Regions from separate parts of the Homo sapiens genome. Here region 1 is linked to region 2. A link is a loop called in an ENCODE intact Hi-C map of the cell type or tissue named here. Cell type or tissue: A673. All regions are shown on one strand. Links, peaks and the distances in the headings refer to the core of each region. The heading gives the core; the rest is flanking DNA.

What was found. A loop is a pair of places that touch in the nucleus more often than their neighbours do. Peaks named below come from ENCODE experiments on the same cell type or tissue, not always from the same donor. Only the 100,000 strongest peaks of a DNase experiment are listed, where the experiment ranks them.
Region 1: it touches region 2 in a loop (2.1-fold over the local background); 4 of 110 quality-filtered maps call a loop at or near these places.

Annotation. Positions count from the first base shown.
Region 1 is chr1:98,118,408-98,121,334 of GRCh38, reverse strand. All of the region lies in intron 1 of LOC124900404 (a long non-coding RNA gene), which reads right to left. Among named protein-coding and RNA genes, the nearest start is that of MIR137HG, 70 kb to the right of the region's middle. In A673, for the core only: no CTCF peak of the experiment used is centred there; a DNase peak (open chromatin) is centred at 1,334.
Region 2 is chr1:98,173,424-98,176,350 of GRCh38, reverse strand. All of the region lies in intron 1 of LOC124900404 (a long non-coding RNA gene), which reads right to left. Among named protein-coding and RNA genes, the nearest start is that of LINC01776, 36 kb to the left of the region's middle. In A673, for the core only: no CTCF peak of the experiment used is centred there; no DNase peak of the experiment used is centred there.

The sequences.
Region 1 (2,927 bases), core at 183-2,682, 55 kb after region 2:
GTGAAATGTCTCTTACTCTTATAATGCTTAGGGAGAAGGTTTAGTGTGGAATCTTCAGACTTGGGAAAGAATAGGCCTGAATCTGGCACATTATGAAACCCCATAGAAATAGTTCTTTATATTCAGCAAATGCTTCCTTCTGTGTCATTTTTTGCTTATTTTCCCCTAAACCAATTGATTCCTCTCCAGTGTCACTGAACAGTCTCTGTCAGGGTCTCTATCTTTGTCTCTATGTTACACACACACATGCAAACACACATTCACACACATGGACAGGTTTATTGAGACTTTGACATCTTGTCTTATGAACAAATGAAGTGCTGCTTTACTGTATGGCTCACCAAACAGAAAAGCAAAATGCAGTTATTACTTATACGTTTATATACATAATACTCACTGGAACTCCAGTGTAGTACAAAGAATGGTATCTTTCTTAGAACATTGAATGGTTTATGAGGTAACACACCTGCCAAGATTACTGAGTATGGAAGCTTAGAATCTGAAGTTATCATTAACATCACCAAATCCAAACTTCACACTTAAAGATGGAAAAGCTGAGGCCCCTAAAGGTCATACAACATTACTAGGGTGATAATACTTCATTATAGATTATAAAGGCATTCGAATTCTGCCAGATTCCTTTAACACAGGATTAATAGCATGCTCTTTAGTCTCCCTTGTAGATGGGTAAGCCAAGAGGGATCATATTTTGGGACTCTCAGCATTATTAGAGTTATTCTTTTGGCTGGATTAATATATCTTTCAAATTGTGATATTTGGAGCAAGAAACACCAAAAAATCATTAATGACATCACCACCCATGTATACTAAGTGCTGCTCAGCTAAAATTAGGTTTGTATTTGTAGAAAACGGCAGGAAAAAATATCCTTTTGGCTATTTGCATAAGCACATCTCAAAGACATTGTGTAGGAAGCAGATCATTAGGAGTCTATAGCTGTAAACACTGCATGGCCGTTAAAGTTGTCAGAATTGGCACTGGATTTTTCTTTATATTTCAAAGACTTTATTGTCAGAAGTATAGTACTAGAGGAGTATGTAACTTTTTCTACCTTCCCACTTCCAGTAATGGAAAATATATGCAAATACGCCAAGCATAGTTAATTTTTTAAAGAAAATAAAATTAACACTTCAATTGGGTAACATAAATTCCAGCTCTGTTTATTCTGGATAAATAAAAAAATTAAATTATATATTACTGATAAATATAATAAAAATAAGATACAATCTGGGAGTAGCTAGACGGGTGTCACCAGGTTCTCAGGTTCAGGAGAGAGAAAAACATGTCAAAGCTGGCAGATGGTTCAGAACCTTGGACAGTTGCCCAGTAGCTGTTGCCACTGCTGAACTTCCCAGCCCCACCAAAATATGGTTCTCCTGACTTAACAAATATTTAGCAGTTTGTAGTCTATTAGGATTGCTGTAGATGGTGTGTTAGTGGCCCCAGAAGAGACAAGACCAACTGTCAAATGTATGTTAACTTTAAAGACACTCTGAATGCAAGATTTTTAATCATCTGAACATTTATATCTTATTTCCATTTTCATAATATTTTTTATGATAGCCTAAAGGAAAAAACCTGAGATCAGCTGCATTTCTGGAAAAGTGTACCAGCAGCACCAAAAAATAATATTTTTATTTGAGACATTTTGCTCTTCACAGATAAAGGGAACTCTTAATTGAAATGATTAAATAGTTTCTTATGTTTAAATTCACTCTGCAATGTCTTTGCAAAGAAGCATTTCAGAACACACAGTATAGAACACTTAATTTAATTACAAGGTTAAAAATATTCAAATTCATTTATTTAAACTGCCTAATACAGATCATATTTAGAAAAACCTACACCATGGATTCAGGAGCGCATGAGAAACCACTTCACTTGCCAGCTGGTTTTGGTGGCAGTGCAGATTACATTCATGACAGAACTTGAACCTTGTCAGAAATAAGAGATTTCAACATTCTCAGGCAACATCCATAAATCTTTTGCAAAATCCAGCAACTAAAGATAGGCCAGCAGCTATTCTTTTTTTCTATTTTAAAAAGAATGCCTACATATTTAATTAACAAATATAGGATATGAATGGCCTTCGAAACATACAACTTCAATCACAATAGGATTGTTGTTTCATTCAATATGTCCCTTATCTCTGCAGGTCTGGCTGTGCCTGGAAAATATAAAATCACTGCATATAAGCTTTGTAAACAAAAAAATTACTGTCTGAAAACTCTATACTGTATGAATATTGTTACAACAAAGGCTTCCTTTGGTTGACTTAATATACTATTTTAGCCTAATAACATTGGGTGTGCATTTCTTCCAACTAATAAAATTTATTTAACCAAGTGATTCTCTTCATTTATAATTTATTTGCATTTTATTAATTAACTTTTTGAAGAGTTGGCAGCCAATCTACCACAATATTTTTTAAAAGGCTGAGGGCTCTCTGCAGGCTTTGGTGTTAACATTAAATGAGGGAGCCTATCCTCATCCTTTGTCCCAGTCTAGTTCTAGTATCTTCAGATTTACACAGTCTATCCTACACTGGAAGAAGCTGGGCCCAGGATAAATCTGGAGAGTTCATTACAGACTGGCAATGTCTCCAAGAGCACTCTCCATTTCCACATCAGTCTGAGAATTCCTGAAGCCCTCTGAGAGGATAAACCAATTTTGAGGACCAGCTTTGATTATAGCTCACTTTGTAGCTTACCTCTTCCTGTACAAGAAAGGCTTGAACTGATTATTGTTCTTCATCCAAAAGGAACCTTCTTTTTTGTAAACATAGAGAGATTTTCTAATGTATCTGGAACTTTTGGCTCAACCTGAATTCCCTGACAGTTGTCAGGAATAGCTCGATTTGAGTGAATGTAAGCCTTTTCATTCAGTTTTGCCAAATGACACAGAAATA
Region 2 (2,927 bases), core at 313-2,812:
AAAGTAAAACAAGCCTCTTTCTTAATAGGGGATTATGGATTAGGAGCATTTAACTAATGGAGACTTCCACTTAAGGTACACCACTGAAGAATAAGTTTCCTGTAGGCATATGACTTATGGATACAGTCTTATTCCCTCATATTTGCATTTTTTTAAATGAAAGTTCTGTATAAGCATTGCATACTGAAAGATCTAAGGAATAATCAACCAAACAAAAGCCCCACATGAATGATGCAAGTAATTAAATGAACTGAAGAATTTTACTGTAAATATGAGGATGCTCTATATTACTGTTGGGGAAAATCAAGGCTCTTAACCTTTCTATTTAGGGATGTTTCATAAGTAAATTTCCACCTAAGCTACCAAGAAAGCTGGGCATCAGAGAAGAGGCAGAAAAACTAAGGAGACTCAGAAGAGACAGGATTCACAGGAGTCTTTTCTCTTGAGTAGCGTGGCTGTGCCTACATTTGTTTCACATTCTATCTGCCTCCCTTCCGAAGCTCAAGTTCACAAAGTGGGCATGGGATTACCAGAATATTTGAGCTATTGAACATGAAAATGAGGTTCAGGAAACAGGTGATTCCAAGTGTCCCACCAGTGATAGGATGGAAACATTCCTCTCCATAGGTAATAATACCATCACTAATTAAATATTTTCCAGCTTGCTTTCACATATTTAACGCAACATTTCTATCTCCAACATAGCGAAAATGGATATCATTAAGTACTTACCATGTGACTAAGAAGACTAGCAACTATAACTTTATGAAAGGATTCTTCATGTACTTATATGAAAAGAATGCCTACTTTGTTTCCTCTGAGCCTAGCCAATCTAAATTTACCTTCTTTCTGCACTAACAATATTTTCTTATTAGAGGAAAATTCTATTTCCAGTAGACCTCTCTTTCACAATGTGGAAGTCCACAGTTAACATATATAGTAAGTGTACCTTTCTTAAAGGAAGTTTCCCACACAACTTGGTCTCTGTCAACAGGCCACAAAAAATAACATAGTGTTAATTAAGTTTAAAAATGTTCTTTCCATTTTAAGACTAATTAGCATATAGCACTTTCATCAGGTTTATTGAAAATTTATACCAGAGAATTAGCTTCACGGAACATTGCTTCATGGCATAGAAAACCCCTCCTCCCATAATTCTCCAAATGCAATGCATGGATTTAATTAGTTGTTATCAAATAGAATAAACTTAGAATGCTTTAATTCCTGCCACTTACTTCCATCTTCTATGTTAAAGATTTTAGTTCTATTTTGTTAAAAAGAATTCCCCTCAAATTAGTCTTCATGCCATAGGGGTTTATGAGGATGACTTCAACTGCTGTGTTCTGAATTGACAGCAATATTTCTGGGGAGAAGCAGTCAGGTTTGCAACAGGAAGCTATTGCAAAATTCCAGGTCAGAGATAATGGTGGCGTGGGCCAGGATGAAAACAACGGAGGTGGTTAAATGCATTTGGATTCAGGATATATTTACTAGGTAGGCCTAATAGGTTTCACTAATTGGATACACAGTGTGTGAGAAAGAAAGAAGTCAAGCATGAGCCTAAGGATTTTTGGCCTGAGTAATGGGAAGGATGGTATTAGTGAATTGGGAAAGATTGAAGAGAATAGTGGGAGTTGGGAAGGTGAAGTACAGCGACTGAGAATATGCTAAATACCTCTGTTCAATATCTAGTAGACATGTTAAAACTTTAATCTTGGGAGTTGCCAAAGGTAGGTGGAATTTTAAATCATGAGTCTAAGTGTCATTAAGGGTGAAGCAATAATCAGCTTCAGTGAATCAAGAGACTGACCAACAATAACTGGACTCAGCAGTTATAAAACTCTTCCGAGGAGTTCTGCTAAAAAGAGGGCATTATAAGGAGGAAATCTGAAGGTCAGGAGAAGTTAGGAGAATTCTTTTTTTTTTTTTTTTTGACAGAGTCTTGCTCTGTCACCCAGGCTGGAGTGCAGTGGCATGATCTCTGCTCACTGCAACCTCTGTCTCCCATGTTCAAGCAATTCTCCTGCCTCAGCCTCCTGAGGAGCTGGGACTACAGGCATGTGCCACCATGCTTGGCTAATTTTTGTATTTTTAGTAGAGATGGGGTTTCACCATGTTGGCCAGGCTGGTCACGAACTCCTGACCTCAAGTGATCCACCTGACTCGGCCTCCCACAGTGCTGAAATTACAGGCATGAGCCACTGCACCCAGCCAAGAATTTTTTTAATCGATTGAGATATATAAGTATATCTGATGCTAATGAGCATGATTCAGTAGATAGGAAAACCTGGTATTGCAGGAGTGAGAGAAGATAACTGAGTCAATGAAAGGAAATGGGACAGGTGCACATGGGCAGGAAGGAGTGGGGACGGTGGAGCTTTTTCCTGTGTAGCAGCATGTTTAGTACACCTTCAATAAGAGGAGAAAAGAAAGCATATGTATGTACACATGCTGCTAAGTGGGTAAACACAGTCAAGAGAGCTTGTGTCCAATCTCTTCTAATTACTTCCCTTTTCCTATTAAATCATCAGTTGAGACGTAGGCAGAGGAAGAAGTTTGAGGGTGGTTGAGAAGGTATGAAATTTTCTTCCAGTGGATAGAAAAGCAAATAATTGGGGGAAGGTTATAGAATTTGATGGAAACCAATTGGACCCCATTTGAAATTAGTTTTCATGGATTTGATATGAGACAACTTAGTATGGCAGGATGTCTTCGTCTATGTGCAACACACTCCACACCTGCAGGAGCTGACCAAGGAAGGAGTGGATTAGGCCATGACTGGGCTATTGCCAAGTATGTACAAATAAAGCAAGAAGATCATGAAAGTTAAGGATTATGGGTAAAGTATTGAGTCTACTGTTCCATTATGAAATTTAGAATATGTACAAGGTAACTTGAGAACATGACAGGGCTGAGAGATAGTGCAA